4 separate regions of the Homo sapiens genome follow, and regions 1, 3 and 4 are each linked to region 2. The links are chromatin loops, found by intact Hi-C in ENCODE. Cell type or tissue: IMR-90. All regions are shown on one strand. Region 1 overlaps GCC2 (GRIP and coiled-coil domain containing 2). Region 2 has its middle 28 kb from the start of SULT1C4. Region 3 holds the start of LINC01594 (long intergenic non-protein coding RNA 1594). Region 4 overlaps LIMS1 (LIM zinc finger domain containing 1).

Evidence for each region. Peaks named below come from ENCODE experiments on the same cell type or tissue, not always from the same donor. Only the 100,000 strongest peaks of a DNase experiment are listed, where the experiment ranks them.
Region 1: it touches region 2 in a loop (7-fold over the local background); 5 of 110 quality-filtered maps call a loop at or near these places.
Region 3: a loop joins it to region 2, with 2.7 times the contacts of the local background. A loop is called at or near these places in 7 of 110 quality-filtered maps.
Region 4: it touches region 2 in a loop (10-fold over the local background); 11 of 110 quality-filtered maps call a loop at or near these places.

What each region holds. Positions count from the first base shown.
Region 1 is chr2:108,489,755-108,494,754 of GRCh38, forward strand. It overlaps GCC2 (GRIP and coiled-coil domain containing 2), which reads left to right. Exons shown (of 23, transcript NM_181453.4): 18 at 84-260; 19 at 2,819-3,036. Among named protein-coding and RNA genes, the nearest start is that of GCC2-AS1, 42 kb to the right of the region's middle. In IMR-90, no CTCF peak of the experiment used is centred here; a DNase peak (open chromatin) is centred at 2,867.
Region 2 is chr2:108,347,354-108,352,353 of GRCh38, forward strand. It overlaps the pseudogene SULT1C5P. Among named protein-coding and RNA genes, the nearest start is that of SULT1C4, 28 kb to the right of the region's middle. RefSeq lists an enhancer at 2,738-2,797. In IMR-90, a CTCF peak has its summit at 2,852 (motif pointing right); a DNase peak (open chromatin) is centred at 2,868; H3K27me3 peaks cover 1,195 bases.
Region 3 is chr2:108,213,583-108,218,582 of GRCh38, forward strand. LINC01594 (long intergenic non-protein coding RNA 1594) reads right to left here and starts at 4,259. Exons shown (of 5, transcript NR_131251.1): 1 at 4,113-4,259. In IMR-90, a CTCF peak has its summit at 2,283 (motif pointing right); no DNase peak of the experiment used is centred here.
Region 4 is chr2:108,634,523-108,639,522 of GRCh38, forward strand. All of the region lies in intron 1 of LIMS1 (LIM zinc finger domain containing 1), which reads left to right. Among named protein-coding and RNA genes, the nearest start is that of LIMS1-AS1, 42 kb to the right of the region's middle. RefSeq lists an enhancer at 1,759-2,333. In IMR-90, a CTCF peak has its summit at 2,012 (motif pointing left); DNase peaks (open chromatin) are centred at 2,019 and 2,929; H3K27ac peaks cover 1,266 bases.

The sequences.
Region 1 (5,000 bases), 140 kb after region 2:
TTAAATGGTTAAACTATATTTAAAACCACAAAATCAAATTCACCTTTTTCAAAAAATTTTAAAACTGTGTATTTCTGTTTTAGGGAACATCTGGAAATGCTGATTGACCAGCTAAAAATCAAATTACAAGATAGCCAAAATAACTTACAGATTAATGTATCTGAACTTCAAACATTGCAGTCTGAACATGATACACTGCTAGAAAGGCACAACAAGATGCTGCAGGAAACTGTGTCCAAAGAGGCGGAACTCCGGGAAAAGTAAGACTGTTAGCAGCACTAACGCTGTACCAGACAGCAATGTATTTCTTTGTTGAAACTTCTAATATGTTGATCCTTGAGATAAATGCAGATTAGAAAATAAAAAATAGACATTTCTAAAGGCTTGGAAACTTTGCTTTATCTACCTTAGAGCTTCGCCTTTTACATTGCTTTTGTATTTTGCATTTTTAAGAACAATTAATGTCTATCTGCTCATCCAGTATTCTGTGTCTCCTACAGCCTTCTTGGCTAGGATGTTTCTCTAAAAAAACAAACAAAAACATACTACTTTCCAACCCAAGTATCAAATCATAAGCATTTTTTTTTCTAGAAGAAAACACCCAAATAGTTGCTAACTGAAAAAGAATATGCAAGTTATCTTTGCAATTCTGTCTTCAATTTGTCATATTTTGTTCACTGTAATACTTTAAATAGACATTAGAAGTATTGGCAAAATAAATAGATTATTGTGAACAAGAAGTTTTCAACTCCTGTGATAAAGAAATTGGGTAGTAGGAGTATTAGGCTGAGGAAAAGAATTCTTCATTGAGCATCTTTTATCAAGGGTGTTGATAATTTTATCACAGATTTGCTTATATAATATATACCTAATCTTATGCTAATCTGAAAAATGAAAGCAGGTTTAGCTTTTTGTGGCTTCTGTCTGTTAACAGTGTAATTTGCATGTTAATCATGTAAACCAAAAGTTTCAGGGAAGATGTACCAGTTTTCTAACTGCCTATCACCAGGGTTTACCATGAGATTATCTTATATATAGTGATGTTTGCTTGATATTCTCCAACACTTATTCTTTTGGAAAGTTATTGCAAATTACATTGCTAACACAAATAAAGTACTGTTGATTCCTCTAAAGTAATTCAGTCTTTCAGTAAGTGTTTTTTGAGCACCTACTATGTGCCAGTCACTTTTCATAGCATTTTGAGGTATCTTTAGGAGTCTTTCCTCTTCTTCAGAAATATTAAAAACTAATGGTATTGTTACTGTCTGCCCAAGTATGAAGAAATAGCCTTCTCTTTATGTAGTCTCCACTTTTAAAAAATGTTTTAATATTCATACTTTATCTATAGCAGATTGTGAAAATGGTTCCAGAGGAATGTGATAATTAGGCTAATTAATATCTGTATTACGCAGAGACTACAGTTAATATAAACACCTCTGTAACAACTGAGACAGAACAGTGAACTTCCATCAGCACAATCATTCTGATTCCAGATGGGGGGTTTAAGCGTTTAGCTTTCAAATTGGTAAATTCATAAATGTCAGTGATACTGCCTGAGAATAGACACTTTACCCACCTCTAATTTTTATCCTGCTTAGACTATTTTTGTAACCTCCGATGGTTCTTCCTTTGCTTTCTGGGTAGATATTGTTTGAAAAAAATGCTTGCAGAGAAATTTGTATACACTAGTATTTTCTAGATTCATTAATCAGTATGAACTTAGTAATTAAGATTTCTTTTCTGAAACATGGTATTTTATTGCATTTCTCCTTTCAGCCACTAAACCCTGTTTGAAACCTTGTATGGTGCGCATGTGTGTAGCAGGTAGAAAAAATATCTTGGAAAAGTACAGACTAAACTGTTAACAACGTTTATCTACCTGTGGAATTGGGATTTTATCCTGCCAGGCATGAGAGTAATTAATAAGGGGCTTTTACTTTTTTCTCTGACGGCTTTTGTATTTTTTAAATTTTTATGAGAGAATTCTGTGGATCCCCTGTATAAAAGGAAATTTATTTATTTATTTATTTATTTTTTTTACCAAAGCCAAACATATAAAACATGAAAACTACAGGTAAACCATTAAAAGTGATGGTTCCCAAATTGTAGGCCCACTGGTTAGTTTCAGGCTGAGTACATAAAAATCACATTGAAAACTACTAAAAGTAGGAAATTCCTGGAACCACTACTGAGATCCTGATTCAGTGGGTGTAACATGAAAATTAGAGGTCTCTATTTTCAACAAGGTATTCCAGTGATTCTCATGTGCAGTGAGATTTGAAACAGCTATAGTAAACCAAGTCTGTGTTTGTTGTGGTTTATGTTAATCAACTCAAAAATGGATACTTTCCTCTAAAGTTTTCTGAGTAAATCAGAAGAGTGTGGGGTTTTTTTTTTTTTTAATGTTTTCAGGGTAGTAGATAAAAGGGAGATTAATCTTACATTCATGTGAGTTACCACATATGATGATGTGAAGAAGTGGACTAATTAAAAGTATAATTATTTTATGCTTTAAATATAATCCTATTTTCTGATGAACCATGAAAGAAGTTCCTAGTCTGGACAACACAACACAGTTTCTTAACTGGGGTTCTTCATCTGAAATGTGTAACACAGATTATTTGAACTAGATGACAGCCAGTGTCAGTTCTCATCAAGTTATTTCACAATGAGTACAGTGCAGGTATGTAGGAGAGAAGTTGATTCATACATTCAGTAGAGGTCTTAGAGCTAATTCTCTTGCAGAACCCAGTTGAGAAAGGCTAAGTCAGCATATAAAGTTGAAAGATCTTCTGTAACTAAGTTTCTCATCTTTCAGATTGTGTTCAATACAGTCAGAGAACATGATGATGAAATCTGAACATACACAGACTGTGAGTCAGCTAACATCCCAGAACGAGGTCCTTCGAAATAGCTTCCGAGATCAAGTGCGACATTTGCAGGAAGAACACAGAAAGACAGTGGAGACATTACAGCAGCAGCTCTCCAAGATGGAAGCACAGCTCTTCCAGCTTAAGAATGAACCGACCACAAGAAGTATGTATGTACACATGGAAATATTAGTTGTTCATGTTTTCATGCATTTGTCTCTTAAATACATTCTTCACAAATTCATAAGAAAGAAAATTTACTAGGTGTCACCAGTGTCAAATCTGTGATTAATGAATTTTGGATTTGCTTACTAGAAAGATAATTGAACCATCTGAATCCTTCCCTCTTCATTATACTTACAGAAGTCTGTATAACCTCTGAGAATGCTGACTTTGATGTATTCCTTACCCTCAATGGAAAGGAGTATTTCTTTTTCTCTGACTTAAACATCCTCTGTCAGTCTCGTGACATGTCTTTTTTTTGAGACGGAGTCTCGCTGTGTCGCCCAGGCTGGAGTGCAGTGGCGCGATCTCGGCTCACTGCAAGCTCCACCTCCCGAGTTCAGGCCATTTTCCTGCCTCAGCCTTCCGAGCAGCTGGGACTACAGGTGCCTGCCACCAGGCCGGCTAATTTTTTGTATTTTTAGTAGAGACGCAGTTTCACCGTGTTAGCCAGGATAGTCTCGATCTCCTGACCTCGTGATCCACCCGCCTCGGCCTCCCAAAATGCTGGGATTACAGGCATGAGCCACTGCGCCTGGCCGACACATGTCTTAATTCTAGTATTCACCAGATTTCTTTCATGTTCTCCGTTGTTAGACATCAAATTTGTCTACTTTTTAAATAGAAACATTAGATAGAGCAAGGAACTTAGAAACACTCAAGCGGCACTGAATGTGTTAGAACTGCATAACCAATATAGCTTCTTTGCTTTCACATTTACAATTAGTTGGAGTTTTAGTTCAGCCACACCCAGTATCTTCCATTCTGCTTCCAGGAAGACATGGAAAAATGTCAGCCATGATGATGCAGTATTTTAGTAGCAAGTTGATGGTGTTTTGGTTTCCCATGGGAAATATTGTCACTGGAGCATTAGCCGCTATCGGTCACTTATTAGGGTAAAAAAGCAACTTCAGAAGAATTTAACATATGCCAAAGAATCAACAAAGGAAGTAATCAGCCAGGGCAAAGGTCGCACAAGAGATTGTAATCTAGCAATCAGCAGTGGAATAAGCAGTCAGCTTACCAGAAACCCAGGAAAAAGCTTCAAAAAGGGCAGTCAGGACTAAGGCAACTTAATGAAATGCAAAATAAATGAAATCTGAAGTTTAAAAATCTAGATTACAATTCTGGTTTCTAACTCAGTTATGAGACCTTGGGCAAAGTCATTAAATTTCTCTGAACTTCAGATTTTTGGGAGTCAATAAACCAATACATGTCAAAGGGCCTGGTAAACTTTACAGTTTAGACCAGGCGTGGTGTCTCACCCCTGCAATCTCAGCACTTTGGGAGCCAAGGCAGGTGGATCACATGAGGCCAGGAGTTTGAGACCAGTCTGAACAACATGGTGAAATCCCATCTCTATTAAAAGTACAAAAATTATCTGGGTGGGATAGCATGCACCTGGAAGTCCCAGCTACTTGTGGGGCTGAGGTGGGAGGATGGCCTGAGCCTGGGAGGCAGAGGTTGCTGTGAGCCAAGATCGTGCCACTACACTCCAACCTGTGTGACAGAGTGAGACCCTGTCTCAGAAAAAAAAAAAACACTATACAGTTTATCAGCAAACAGGAAAGTCTTGCTAGACAATGTAATTGATTAGTTCCGTGCCCTGGATTCTGGGCTCTTACTGTATGAGCACTGTAGGTGTGAGCAGCAACAATTAAGAAGCTGCAGAGGTAAAGGTATAAGGGCAGTGATTGAGGATGTCTGCCAAGCAGATTTCAACAAGTGTGTTTCAAGAAGTATGCAGCAATCTGAAATACCTAATCCTGAAAAATTGCTAGAATCTAGTCTTTTAATTTTGGCCAGTATTTAGCAGTAGTTTGGCCCTCTACTCTAAATTAATAAAAAATAAGTAGTACTATATTATGAGCTGTGTTATCTAACAGTTTATCTTAGCTAGTAGCAATT
Region 2 (5,000 bases):
ACGTTATTGTCAACTATAATCACCCTACTCTGCAACAGAACACCAGAACTTATTCCTCCTATTTAACTTCAACCTTGTTCTCGTTGACAAATCTCTCCCCAAGCTCCCCTACCTCACCTTCTTACCAGTTTCTGGTAACCACTATCACACTCTCTATTTCTATGAGATGAACTGTTTTAGATTCCACATATGAGTGAGATCATGCAGTATTTGTCCTTCTGTGCTTGACTTATTTCACTTCACGTAACATCCTCTAGTTAATCCATGATGTCACATGTGACAAGATTTTATTCTTTTTATGGCTCCATAATATTCCGTTGTGTATATATAACACATTTTTAAATCTATTCATCCATTAAAGGACACTTACGTCGCTTCTATCTCTTGGCTATTGTGAATAGTGCTGCAATAAACATGGGACTGCAGATATCTCTTTAACATACTGATTTCATTTCCTTTGGCTACATACCCAGCAGTGGGATTGCTGGGTCATATGGTAGTTCTATTTTTAATTTTTTGAAGAACCCCCATATTGTTGTTTATAATGGCTGCACTAATTTACATTCCCGCTAAAGGTGTGGAGAAAGGGAAACTCCCCTGGCTTTTGGTAGCACTGTGATGCCCATCCCCACCCCAGTCTCCTCGCCTCCTGCCCCTCCCCCATGCTGGAATTTCCCCAATCTGCCTGAGCATGGGCTCCCCTTTCTCCACATCCCCGCCAGCATTTGTTATTTTTTGACTTTTTGGTAATGCAGAGAAATTGAAAGGGTGAAATGAAAACAAAAAGAAAATGGCATTCACACAGTCAACCTTTATTTGTCTACTGCAGTAAAACTTGATGAACCTGCTTTATAGAGTAGAAGACGGCTGGGTTCTAGTATGGACTCTCCAGCATTGGCTATGTACCCTTCAGCTGGTGCCTTACCATCTCCAGTCCTAGTTTTCTCATCTCTGTGCAATATCTGGTGGCCTGAATGTAAGCAGGGGTCCTTCCCAATGCTACCACCCTGTGGGTCTACAGAACCACAAATACTTACTTCAAACACTTACCACCCCTCTTCTACTGTACCAATGAGTTCACTCTATTCTCATTCTCTAATTTGCCCACATTTAACCAAGGATAGAGACAATAAGTCATTCATGCAGTGAGGATTATAGTTAGTAATGTTGTATTGTATACTATGAATTTGCTAAGAGAACAGATTTTAGGTACTCTTTCCAAAATAATTTTTTTAACCTATGTGAGATGATTGATGATGTTAATTTGTTTGACTGTAGTAACCACTTCACTGTGTGTATCAAAATATTATGTTGTATACCTTAAATACATGTGATAAAAAAGAGAGAAGGGGAAAAAGTCACTCATGCAGGGAGATTCATGCAGTTAGAGATTCTGTACAAATTTCACTTGAAATTCCTTAATCAAAATTTAGGATACAACACAAGGTTATCTAATTTGGAATAGAATGAGGCAAAGAATTATCTCCATGGAAGCTAAAGCCTTTTTAGTTTTTACCCTCATCTTTCTAAGAAAGGAACTATGGGAGAAGCTGAAGGCATCTGTGGCAGCATAAGCAGGAGAAAGAGAAGTTCACTATTTATCATTTCAGATATTGTGTCTTCAACACATGACCTTCTCATAAACTCTGGTGTGACACAGCATTTTCCAGATGCGCCTGGTTGGTTTCTAATTCCCACCCATTTGCCTCCCTCCAGACAGACTGAATCTGACTCTCAGGGCAGCAGCCTGGGCATGCACCTAAGCACCTGAGAGGATTCCCATGCTCAGGCAGACTGGGAAAACACAGCATGGGGAAGGGGCATGAGATGAGGAGACTAAGGATGGGCATCACAGTGCGGCCAAGAGCCTGAGGATGCTGGCAGGTTACCTTGTCTCTCCACCTAGGTTTCTCATCCACAAATGAGCTCCTTGGCCATGCTTTCTGCCCAAAGGCTGAAACTCTAAGAAAGCAGGGACTGTGTCTGCCTTTTCACTGCATTATCGTCCTCTGCATTTGGCAAGTTTTCAGCAAGCACCTGTCGGATGGATGGATGGATGGATGGATGCAGGGATGGATGCAGGGATGCATGATGAATTCATGGGAGAGTTAGTGAGACAGCACATCAGATGTCTGTATACATAAGAATTGAGACATCTCATGGATGAGCATAATCTGGTCACTGTGCCTCTGGCAGAGGAGCAGCAGAGCCATCCGTAGAAGGTGTGGTGTCTGACATTCAGAAGTGTGTCCCACTAAACCCCAGCTTGACTCAACCAAGAGCCCTGTGGAAGCCCTGTGGAAGCCCCGCTCTCATCACGGGGTAGGTAGAAGCCAAAGCCAGGAAAATGCAAGTCACTCAAGTAGTCCCATTAGAACACAGAAACAAGTGAGACTTGTCATCATTTAGACTGGTACACTTAGGACCTGGCTATATCTTGATTCAAGAAAAAATCATGATGACATGAGAAGAAAGAACTATCATGAATAACACAAGATATGTTAGCAAATATTATTATCTTAGGATCTTTGCTTGAGTCAAAATATATAGGAACTCTTAGAATCAGCACAGTTTCTGGCACTTTCCACCCATGGTACACCCAGAAAGAGCCAGAGAAAACAACTCACCTTCTACTTCTCCTCAGAGAGAAAGAGAGCAAAATCCAGGGCAAATAATTGTCCTGTTTTCCAGATAGGCTCAGCAGACAGTTCCACAGACAGGAATACAAAAGGACAAAAAGCCAGGGGGGTCTTGTGGGTCTGTGGCCGGGCTGAGGCTCTCAGAAGCAGCAGGGCATGGTGCTGAACCGGCCTTCCAGGCTCCAGGGCGGTTGTCTTTACCCACTAGATGGCATCTTTGGCTAGATTATCCGCCTCGTAGTCCTTCTATATCATCTGGGAGAAGTAGGTTGGTGATTTACCTTATCACTGGGTTGTTGGAGGCATTAAATAAGTTAATGTGTATAAAGTGCCTGGCACGTAATATGGGCTTAATTGGTATAGTTATTTAGGTATTGCCAGATTTTTTTATTTTTGAGGAGTGCAGGGGTGCAATCTTGGCTCACCGCAACCTCCATCTCCCAGGTTAAGTCAGAGTGTGATTCTCTTGAGTAGCGGGGATTATAGGCATGCACCACCATGCCAGGCTTTTTTTTTTTTTTTTTTTTTGAGATGGAGTCTCGCTCTGTCACCCAGGCTAGAGTGCGATGGTGCAATCTCGGCTCACCGCAACCTCCGCCTCCTGGGTTCAAGTGATTCTCCTGTCTCAGCCTCCCGAGTAGCTGGGATTACAGGCATGCGCCACCACGCCCAGCTAATTTTTGTATTTGTAGTAGAGAAGAGGCTTCACAATATTGGTCAGGCTGGTCTGGAACTCGTGACCTCAGGTGATCCACCCGCCTCAGCCTCCCAAAGCGCTGGGATTACAGGCGTGAGCCACTGCGCCCAGCCTAATTTTTGTATTTTTAGTAGAGACAGGGTTTCACCCTGTTGGCCAAGCTGGTCTCAAACTCCTGACCTCAAATGATCCACCCACCTTGGCCTTCCAAAGTGCTGGGATTACAGGTGTAAGCCACTGCGCCCAGCATCAGATATTTTATTCATGAGAGACATTCTCACATGCTGGAAACATTGTAGGTTTAAAGCTGACATTCCTTGGTTTGAAATAAAGCTGCCATTAAAAGGCTATTTTGTATTTGGAAAATTACTTAACCATTATTTTAAATAACACTGCTTAATACATAGGGTTTAAATTTGGAATAACGTAAAAGAAAATAACTCAGGCACCCATCACACATGACAGGAGATCCAGTATTCTCCTCAATGTATTGGGTTTGTCTGTAGTTAACAGAAAATCCAGTGGTTAAAACAAGATAAAACTTTGATAGAAGTTTATTAATCTCTAATATTAAATCCAGATTTAGCTGCCCAGGGTTGGCCTAAACAGCCCCCTATGAAGATGTTTCAAAACCAACAATTTACTCCTGTCTGCAACAATAAAATACCAAGGAAAAGAAAAGGAGGATGCTCAACAGGTAAATCTCTCTGAGACTTCCAAGGACTCCAGTGGAGGGAAGAAGAAGTGGAGATGGAGGGAGCTACTATTCTGCAGCCAATTCAATCCCCAATCCCCTTTGCCTGCCTGCCACTTGTCCTACATATTTTGGACCACGTGCTTGCCCCTCTTAAGCCAAATAGAGAACAACCTCCCCGCAATGCCAGAGAACCACAAATGCAAAACTATTATAGCAGACCTTTGCTGAAGATCGGGACAAATCTAAGGTACTTGCATCAAATAAGAAGAAATAAAATATAACACAGACCTCATTATTCTTCAATTCATCAGTCAATAATTGCTGGAAAATTCCTTACCCAGTCCTCTTCCTCTTGGGTCCCTGGCTTGCTGCCATTTCTCTCGCTCTGCTAAGACCTTCTCTCCATTCTTTCTTTCCCAAGTTCAGGACCCCAATCTTCTCCCTTTCTTCTTAGACTACTTTGAGGTAAGGTAAAATGTCTATGGCTAATTATATACAACAGAAACAAGGCCAAAGGCTGGCAAATATAAAGGAGAGGATTCCAGAGAGGGTGGCTTTCACTCAGAGAAAATAAAGATTATTTAAAATATGGTCTCTTAAGATAAGCAGACCCATGTGGGAACATCTTTCTGCAAAGAGAGAAGCCACAACAAATCTCAGGGGTTACACCCAGCTGCCCTGCTTAGACAGGATGCAAGCTACAGACTTTCTCAATTTATCCTGGCAAAAGAGGCACTCATGGGAGGAGACAGGACAAGGGCAGCTCAACTGGAAGTGGTAGCCTAGGCTGATGAAACTTTGTTTCTCTGTGGTCTGCCTGGCTCCCTTTCACTGCTGCTTCCAGCCAAGTAGGGACTCCATTTTCCTCTTGCTCCTTCCCAGCATTTCTTCTACTTTTTCCTATTTTCTGCCTCCTCGACACTTTCGTTAGATGGGCCATTTTCACTACAAATTGACAATCTCTTTC
Region 3 (5,000 bases), 130 kb before region 2:
TCTGTTGCTGGTGAGGAGCTGCATTCCTTTGGAGGAGGAGAGGTGCTCTGATTTTTAGAGTTTCCAGTTTTTCTGCTCTGTTTTTTGCCCACCTTTGTGGTATTATCTACCTTTGGTCTTTGATGATGGTGATGTACAGATGGGTTTTGGTGTCCCATCTGTACACCTTGATGTCCTTCCTGTTTGTTGGTTTATGTTCTAACCGACAGGACCCTCAGCTGCAGGTCTGTTGGAGTTTGCTAGAGGTCCACTCCAGACCCTGTTTGCCTGGGTATCAGCAGTGGTGGCTGCAGAACAGTGGATATTGTTGAACCGCCAATGCGGGAAAAAAATGCCAGACAAGAATTTTATATTCTGCAAAACTAAGCTTAATAAGTGAAGGAGAAAAATGTCTTTTCCAGACAAGCAAATGCTAAGGGAATTCATCACCATAGGACTGGCCCTACAAGAGATGCTTAGTGGAGTTCTAAATATGGAAATAAAATGATGATATCTGCTATGAAAGCACACACAAGCACATAGCCATGGACACTGTAAACCTCATTTACAGTGGTAAACCTGTAAACCTTCCAGTTCAAGGAGAACTACAAACCACTGCTCAATGAAATAAAAAAGGATACAAAGAAATGGAAGAACATTCCATGCTCATGGGTAGGAAGAATCAATATCATGAAAATGGCCATACTGCCCAAGGTAATTTATGGATTCAATGCCATCCCCAATGCCTATAAGAAAGGCTCCAAAGGGGTCATTAAGAAATGGCAGTTAAGGTTAAAGATGTTTAGAATGTGTTCAAGAGTAAAAATTGATTTGGAGACTTCACTTGGAAGTGTTAATAGCAAAGACTTGGAACCAACCCAAATGTCTAACAATGATAGACTGGATTAAGAAAATGTGGCACATATACACCATGGAATACTATGCAGCCATAAAAAATGGTGAGTTCATGTCCTTTGTAGGGACATGGATGAAATTGGAAATCATCATTCTCAGTAAACTATCGCAAGAACAAAAAACCAAACACTGCATGTTCTCACTCATAGGTGGGAATTGAACAATGAGAACACATGGACACAGGAAGGGGAACATCACACTCCGGGGACTGTTGTGGGGTGGGGGGAGGGGGGAGGGATAGCATTAGGAGATATACCTAATGCTAAATGACGAGTTCATGGGTGCAGCACACCAGCATGGCACATGTATACATATGTAACTAACCTACACATTGTGCACATGTACACTAAAACTTAAAGTATAATAATAATAAAATAAAATAAAATAAAGAAATGAAAGTGGGACATCGCTACTGATTTCATAGAAATAAAAATGATTATGGAAGAATACTATGAACAACAGTACATGAACAACTTGGATACCCTAGATGAAATAGACAAGTTCCTAGAAACACACGATATACTAAACTGACTTGTGAAAGAATAGAAAATATGAACAGACTCACAGCTAATAAAGAGAACAAAGAAAAGCCTAGAGCTAGATAGCTTCAGTGGCATATTCCACTGAACATTTAAATGCGAACAAAAACCCTCTCAAACTCTTCAAAAAATTGGAGACAGAAAAATACCTCCCTCATTCTATGACTCACCTAGAATAGTGAAATTTATGGAGAGAGAAGGTAGAAGTTACCAGGGATTGGAGGAGAAGGTAATAGAGACATTTTTAGTGAGTATAGTTTCTGTTTGGGATAATGAAAAAGTTCTGGAAATGGATAGTGATGATGGTTACATAACGTTGTGAATGTACTTAAAGCTACTTAATAGTACACTTAAAAATAGTTAAAATAATAGTGAATTATATGTTACGTATATTTTACAATTCTTAAAATAAATGTAATCCTTGTGGTTGTTACTCCACTACCACAGAATACACACACACACACACACACACACACACACTCCTTCAGAAAAGGAATACTTCAATTTTCTAAATTTTCTGTCTGATCACTCAAAATACTTTGATACTATGCCAAAATATCAGGAAATTTCATGTTTATTGGAATATAAAAATGTAATGAAAACTTTAGATAGTAATTGAAATGCTCTGGTATTTAACGATGTGTGTGACTTTTAAAATGTGTTTTTGATAGACTCTGATAATTTTATAAAACTACACAAACTCATACGAATTTTTCCATGCTGTCCAGTAATCGATTGATTGCTTCTCAGTCCAAATTCACTGTCTGCCCTCTCTGCGAAACTGAATCTGAACCCTTTCAATATTTTTCCTTTGCCAGCTGCTGTGATGTTGAAACCTTGTCAGCAGAGAGCACTGGAGAGACATTGTGGGAGGAAAGAGTTTTGCTTCCTGGTTCAGGGTTTTCACTGGCCAGGCTCCCGTGGTTCTTCTCCACTGTGCCAGCTCCTCTAGGTCCCACTCCTGCAGCACACATGGCTTCCCCAGGGTTCAGCTCCTGCAGTGGGGGTGTCCAGTGCTTCCCCAGCTTCCTCCCAGGATGGTTTTGTAGTAGGATGCCTCCAGGGAGACACATCCTTGTGAACACCTTCCCCACACCCTAGAGGGTGGATTTCCTGCAAGTTTCAGAGAGTAGAGCAAGTTCTTCCAGAATTGAACCGCAGTAGCTTCTCTGTTGTCCCATGAGTCATGCCACGTCCTCTCCCATAAGGTCTGGGTCTCAGTCCTGGTGGGCATGGGAAGACAGGTTCTTTTCGAAGAGGCTCTTACTCTATCTCAGCCCTAGGGATAGTGGCTGTTCCTTATATTTGATATTCCTATATTCTTCAGAGTTTTACTTCTTACTTGCCAACACCTCGTTACTCCAATCTCTTGTTAGAGTTAATCATTCTCTGTATTAAACTTTTCTTGTTTAAATTAATGTGGTTTCTCTCTCCTCTCTCCCAAAAATCCTGTGTGAGCATTTGAAATGCTTTTATTTGTGATACATATCTTCTAAACTTTCACAGAAATTTGAACATGTTTCTGACATGAATAATTGATTTTGAAATGTAAACTAACATGAGGTTTGCATGTTCTCCAATACTACTACTAATTTTTGAGTTATGTTAAAGATTTACAATAAAACATTCAATGTCCTTCCCAGATAACTTTGTGATTTAGTTCTAAGTTGCTTTATTATTTCCACATGCAAATACGTAATTTATTTCTTTGTCCATCAGCTGTTAATATTTTTGACTTTTTCCTTTTTATATAGCAGGAGATTAAAAGAACGTTTCATAAACACTCAAGTGCACCTTTAAATGCTGGGTAGGTCGAGTGGCATAGTGAAATATAGATATTGAGGAACATTATTATGTGTTTTCGTAAAACTAGACAGTGGACTCATTAGAATAATGTGGCAAAGAAATTTTAAAAATAATCCTTATAAAAGAAACATCATAAAAACAGAGAAAAAGGCTTAAATAGTATTACAGCTTTTATGTTACTTCTGCTTTCTATCTCTTCTTTCTCTGGCTCGCTTCTTAGATAATCTCATTCTCTCACATGGATTTTAAATTTCTGCAACATGGTACCATCTTCCAAATTTTTATCTCCACCTCAGATCTCAACCCTGAATTCCTAAATTGTCAGCCCAACTGCCTACTTCATATCTCTACTTCCTTGTTTTATATACATTTCAAACAGAAAAAGTCAAACCCACAAACCTAATTCACCCACTGTCTTCTTCATCTCAATTAAAAGGCAACTCCATCTTTTCAGTTGCTCAGCCAAAGCTTATTCTATTTCTCTCTCTCTTGCACACTACATCCAATCCATACATCATTTGGCTCTGACTTCAAACTATATCCAGAACATGACCTCTTCTTATCAACATTACTGTGACCAACCTCCTCTGAGTCACTGGCGTGTCTTCCCTGAAGACTTGCAATCACAACCTAATGAATATCCCTCCTTCTATGTCATAATTACCCAGTCACCATATGATCCTAAATGGATCACATCACTGTGCTGATCAAAATGCTGCAGCAGTGCCCCAACCCATTCAGTCTAAGCTGAATTGTATCACGGTCTCCTGTCCTACACCATCTGTCCCCAGGTCCCTTTCTAACCACCTTCTAACCTTTGCACACTCACTTCTCTTCAGACCTAGTGACTTCCCCACTCTTCCTTGAACTCACCTAGTGTAGTCCTGCCATAGAGACTTTGGCCTGGCATTTCCTCTGCCAAGAATGCTCTTCGATCAAACAGCTACATGACCCTCTCCTCATATCCTTCAATCTTTACCCAGAAAGCATCATTTCAGTCATGTCTTCCCTGATCATTCTACTTACAATCCAGCACTTCCTGGTTCCCCTTATTCTGCCCTAATCATTTCCATCACAAGTATCATCTCTTCTAACATACTCTACACTTTGCTCACTAAATTGGAGGCTCCAGGAAGACCATTCTCAGCCTCTGCCCATTGCCCAACAATCACATGGCCAGAACTAGAGATGATTTACAAAGGCAACATTCAAGGCCTCCCACAGGTATCCAGTGGACTGAATCTCAGAATTCTACCAGCATTGTTTTCTCACAAGAGATGCCTAGGTTATGGTTGGATCTCACATGGAAAAATATACAGGATGAGTATTCCCTGGGAAAGAGATTGCCATGGTTTGGACATTTGTCCCTTCCAAACCTTATGTTGAGATCTGATTCTAAATGTTGGAGGTGGGGTCTAACAGAAGGTGTTTGGGTGATAGTGGGAGACCCCTCAGGAATAGATTAATACCCTCCCCAGGAGTGAGTGAGCTCTTGCTCTATTCCTTCCCACAAGAGTTGGTTGTTAAAAAGAGCCTGGAAACTCCCTTCTCTTGCTTCCTGTCTTACCATGTGATTTTTGGATGCACTGACCCCCTTCACCTTCTGCCAGAAGTGGAAGCAGTCTGAGTCCCTCACCACGTGTCCAGTCTTCCAGCCATCAGAATTATGAGCCAAATAAACATTTTTTAAAATAAATTTCCCAGCCTCAGCTATTCCTTTATAGTGACACTAAATAGTCTAAAGACGGGGTGGTGGTCAAA
Region 4 (5,000 bases), 290 kb after region 2:
TCAGCCCTCCCAAGGCTGGCTTTCAGGCTCCTGAAGCTGTGCCTTCTGAATGTGACACCTTGTCCTGGCGACATCTCTGGAGAGACGCCACACACATCAGTGTTAAGTGGTACACATGGTCCTTTTCACCACAAATGTCCTGAAATCGAGGGACTATTTAGAAAACAGGCGGCTGCTTCATTCTATTGTGGGAGTGATGTGACAGGAAGGGAGGCTCAGGAATGACCATGACAGGAAAGCATGTGGAGCACTCACAGTAAAGCTTCACAGAAGCCCTCACGGCCAGGCGCAGCAGAGCACAGCGACTGCCCAAGGAGCTGCTGTCCTAGCCACCCTCCCAGTCATCTTCAAGAAGAACAAAAGTTCACTGATCGCCTCAGTTCCTTTATTCTCCTCTTGTTCTTGAGGACTGACCAATGGGTGTGTGTCCCTGTTTGCCTCTTTGCTGGGGTCACAGAGGAACCCAGGAGCTCACATTGAGTGGCCCCCAGACATGTCACTGGGGCCAGAAAGTGCCATGAGGATGGGGGTCTACACTGGGGTGTGGGGTGGCCATATCTTCTGGCCCTGACTTGAACAATGAGTCCATGTGTGGCCTCTAGTTTACATAAATAAAGAATGGCTGTGGCTGGGCGCGGTGACTCACGCCTGTAACCCCAGCACTTTGGGAGGCCCAGGCGGGTGGATCACCTGAGGTCAGGAGTTCGAGACCAGCCTAGCCAACATGGTGAAACCCCATCTCTAAAAATACAAAAATTAGCTGGGTGTGGTGGCAGGTGCCTGTAATCCCAGCTACTCAGGGGGCCAAAGCAGGAGAATCGCTTGAACTCGGAAGGCAGAAGTGGCAGTGAGCTGAGATTGCACCATCACACTCCAGCCTGGGGGGAAAGAGCAAGACTTCATCTCTAAAAAAAAAAAAAAAAAAAAAGAATGGTTGTAATCCCAGCACTTCAGGAGGCCAAGGCGGGTGGAATTCAAGACCAGCCTGGTCAAGATGGTGAAACCCCGTCTCTACTAAAAATACAAAAATTAGTCAGGCGTGGTGGTGGGTGCCTGTAATCCCAGCTACTTGGGAGGCTGAGGCAGAGAATTGCTTGAACCCAGGAGGGGGAGGTTTCGGTGAACTGAGACCGCACCACTACACTCCAGCCTGGGTGACAGAGCAAGACTCCATCTCAAAAAAAAGAATGAGGTAGACAGACTTGGACTCCCGTTTAACTGACAGGTTTATTATTCTGTACCTTTACGTGATAACACACTCCTCCCCCCCGTCTGTTCCTAGTTTTGAATGTAAATACAGTTGTTTAAATCGTCTGTTCCTAGTTTTGAATGTAAATACAATTGTTTAAATTCCTAAGTGACATCTTGGAGAAAGAGCCCAAAAGGTCTAAGTACCATCAGCTGCAGAGTCCTCACATAGGCTGCCTCTGTCGGCCTGGGTCCAACCAGGAGAGAAAACCCACACGCTAATTTGAACAGGAAAGGTTTAATATAAAGATAGAATTACTAACTCTAACAAGGTTTTGGAGTAATAAGGAATTGGCTAGTAAGAGGAGAGAAAGCAAAAGAGTATAGGAATAGCCGCTGTAAGGAGCAGCCACGGACCCTAGAGCTGAGTTAGAGTGCCAAGGGAGGAGCCCTACTCCGTGCCCGGGGTCACACTACCAGGGCATGCTGCATGCAGAAAAGTCGCTGGCACAGATTGCTGGAAATCCTCCTTTCCAATACCAGAGAAGGCTGTTCCCAGTGAGTTCCCTCACCCAAGGTACCCCCTACATAGCTGACTGCCAAGGGATGGGTGCTGCTGGCTGCATGCACCATCAGGGTCCAAGGCACTCTGCTGTAAAACTTTTGAGGGGCCAGTGCCACTGAAGCTGGTGCTAGCCACCATGCCCTGCAGGAGCTAGACACCGAAGAAGCCAGAGTGCTGCAGGAGCTTTGCCCAGGGAGCAGGCAGGACTGGGAAGCAAACCTCTTCCTCCTGCAGTGTCTCTCCAGCACCCTCTACTGACAAGGTCTCAGTGCTGCTCATAGAGGACAAAGATTCACAGAGGTAGCAGTAACTGCATCACCAGCACCTAGCAATATCCCAGTGATGCCTCCTACAGGACACAAGGGGGTCTGTCTAAGTGGGTAATTGCCATATTTTTATATATTATTGCTAGATGTATAGAATACCACTTTTTGAGAAGAGGTAAGGAATGGAATAAAGAGCTTCCTACTTAGCCCTGTGAACTGCTTTCAAAAACCATAGCTTCATTCCGTGACAGAGAATGGAGAGCTCTGTGTGGGGAGAGAGGAAGGTTGAGCACAGGAGCCTGCAGAACAAGAGGAGTGACTGAGGCCCCTGGGAGATGCTGCTAGCCTGGTTGTAGCTGGGCAGTGTTACATGAGCACCAGCTTACAGTGGTTGACCTCCTGACCTTATACTATTTCCACATCTTTTTTCATTGTACTTATGGCAAAATCTAAGTTATGGTAGCTGAAATAATCCCTTGCCTTTCTGTGTACATTTCACAAAATTTAAAGTTAATGAAAGAAAAGAAACCTTTTTAAATTCAGCAAAATATACATATATGTGTGTGTGTGTGTGTGTGTGTGTGTGTGTGTGTGTGTGTGTGTGTATTTTAGTTCCTCTGCTTCATCCTGGTCAGTATTTTCAAATGCTGTTTAATGCAGTAAAATCTACACAAAACATGTTCTGTGTCAAAAAGAAAATAACGGGCAGTGAAAGATATGTACATTTGAATTTGAAAAGGTTCATTGTTTTCACTTGACTCAAGTGAAATGTTTTTTATTCTGTTCTATTCTGAAATTCTCATGGTTTTCTTTTACCTTATCATTGAGGGAAGTAAACCCCGTGTTAAGCTTAGTCACAAAATAAAAACTCCCACGGACTTCCCTCCCAGTGTAGCTGAAGGTTAATGTCCAGGGAGATAGCCTTGACTGAGTCAGAACTAAAATAAGGGTGTTATTTAGAGCCAGATACTCTGGTGCTACAGCCACTACAGCCGTGTCAAGAGCTCCTGACACACTGGAGGCTGTCACTGGTGATCTGGGCGTTCTCCTAAGTCAGCATTCCTAGCTAAAAATACTGCCATTCTGTATTGGAAACACAGCTTCCTCTAATTTGTCTGTTTTGACCAGAACACAATGTTATCTTTTTAAAAAGCTGTTTAGGTGTGAGAATGTATGTTAATGGATCACAATACGAATAAAAATAAAAGAATGAAAAGATAAGTGATTTGAAATATAAAGGAACTAGTACAGAGACATTTTCTAGTTAAAGTTTCTAAATGGTCAGAGAAAAATCACCTAACCTATGAGAGAAAATTTTAAGATTTTTTTTTTTTTTTTGAGACAGTATCTCGCTGTGTCTCCCAGGCCGGAATGCAGTGGCATGATCACAGCTCAGTCATAGCTCACAGGCTCAAGCGATCCTCCTACCTCAGCCTCCTTAGTAGCGCCTACAGGTGCATGCCACCGTGCCCGGCTAATTTTTCTATAGAGATGGTGTGTCACCACGTTGCCCAGGCTGGTCTCCAGCTCCTGAGCTCAAGTGATCCTCCTGCCTCAGCCTCCCAAAGTGCTGGGATTACAGGCATGAGGCACCATGCCCAGCCCAAGAATGTTTTTAAATTGACTAAACACTGCTTATTTGAGGGACCATGGGAGAAAAAAAAATTGTGAGGTGGCTTATAGATTTCAAACTATAGTGATTCTGATTGATCGAGCTGTCTTTCTTGAGGAAAGTTACGCCAAAGGCAACGAGCTAGACTGAGCTGTCTGGGTGTCTGGGTAGGGACGCAGCTCACCAGGGCTTGCCCTCTTTAGATGCCCTCTGCAGGCAGTCTAGGGACTTCTCTCAAGATGTCCAGTTTGATTAATTGCATGATGACAGTGTGCTTGGTGCCATGAGGGGTATAAAGATTCAACAGAGGCTGGGCGTGGTGGTTCACGCCTGTAACCCCAGCACTTTGGGAGGCCAGGGCGAGCGGATCACCTGAGGTCAGGAGTTCGAGACCAGCCTGTCCAACATGGTGAAACCCCGTCTCTACCACTAAAAATACAAAAATTAGCCTGGTGTGGTAGCACATGCCTGTAATTCCAGCTACTCAGGAGGCTGAGGCACGAGAATCACTTGAACCCAGGAGATCGAGGTTGCGGTGAGTCAAAATTGCACCACTGCACTCCAGCCTGGCAACAGAGTGAGACTCTGTCTCAAGAAAACTAAGCACAGGCTGGGCACGGTGGCTCACGCCTGTAATCCCAGCACTTGGAGAGGCCGAGGCGGGTGGATCATGAAGTCAGGAGATCAACACCATCCTGGCTAAGATGGTGAAACCCCGTCTCTACTAAAAACACAAAAAATTAGCCGGGCGTGTTGATAGGCACCTGTAGTCCCAGCTACTCGGGAGGCTGAGGCAGGAGAATGGTGTGAACCCGGGAGGCGGAGCCTGCAGTGAGCATGGATCGCGCTACTGCACTCCAGCGTGGGTGACAGAGTGAGACTCCGTCTCAAAAAAAAAAAAATGTCTACTTAAGGGCCTCCTGGTGTTCTTAAGGAGATGAGGAGCACCTTTGCGATACAGAACACAACATTATATCCAATGAAAATCTTACCCACTCACTGCATGGGACACACAGTGGGTGCTATGGCTGCTGAACAGAAGATCGATAAGGCCTGGAATGTCAAGAAAGCTTCCTGGAGAAGATCTTGAGCAGGTACTTGAGGACTGGGCAGGTTTCTGATAAGCAGAAAGTTCAGGAGAAAAAAAAGGGACAGTGGTATTCATCCAGAAAATCGTATGTCCTTTGTATGTTTCACCCAGTGCTGGAAATGTTGATCATCACTTTTAAAGATAATTCTAAAGTCACCTTGCAACAACCCTGCATTTATTTAAGATCATATATCATATATGTGTACATGTTTTTGTTTTGTTTTTTTGAGACTAAGTCTCGCTCTATCGCCCAGGCTGGAGCGCAGTTGCGCCATCTCA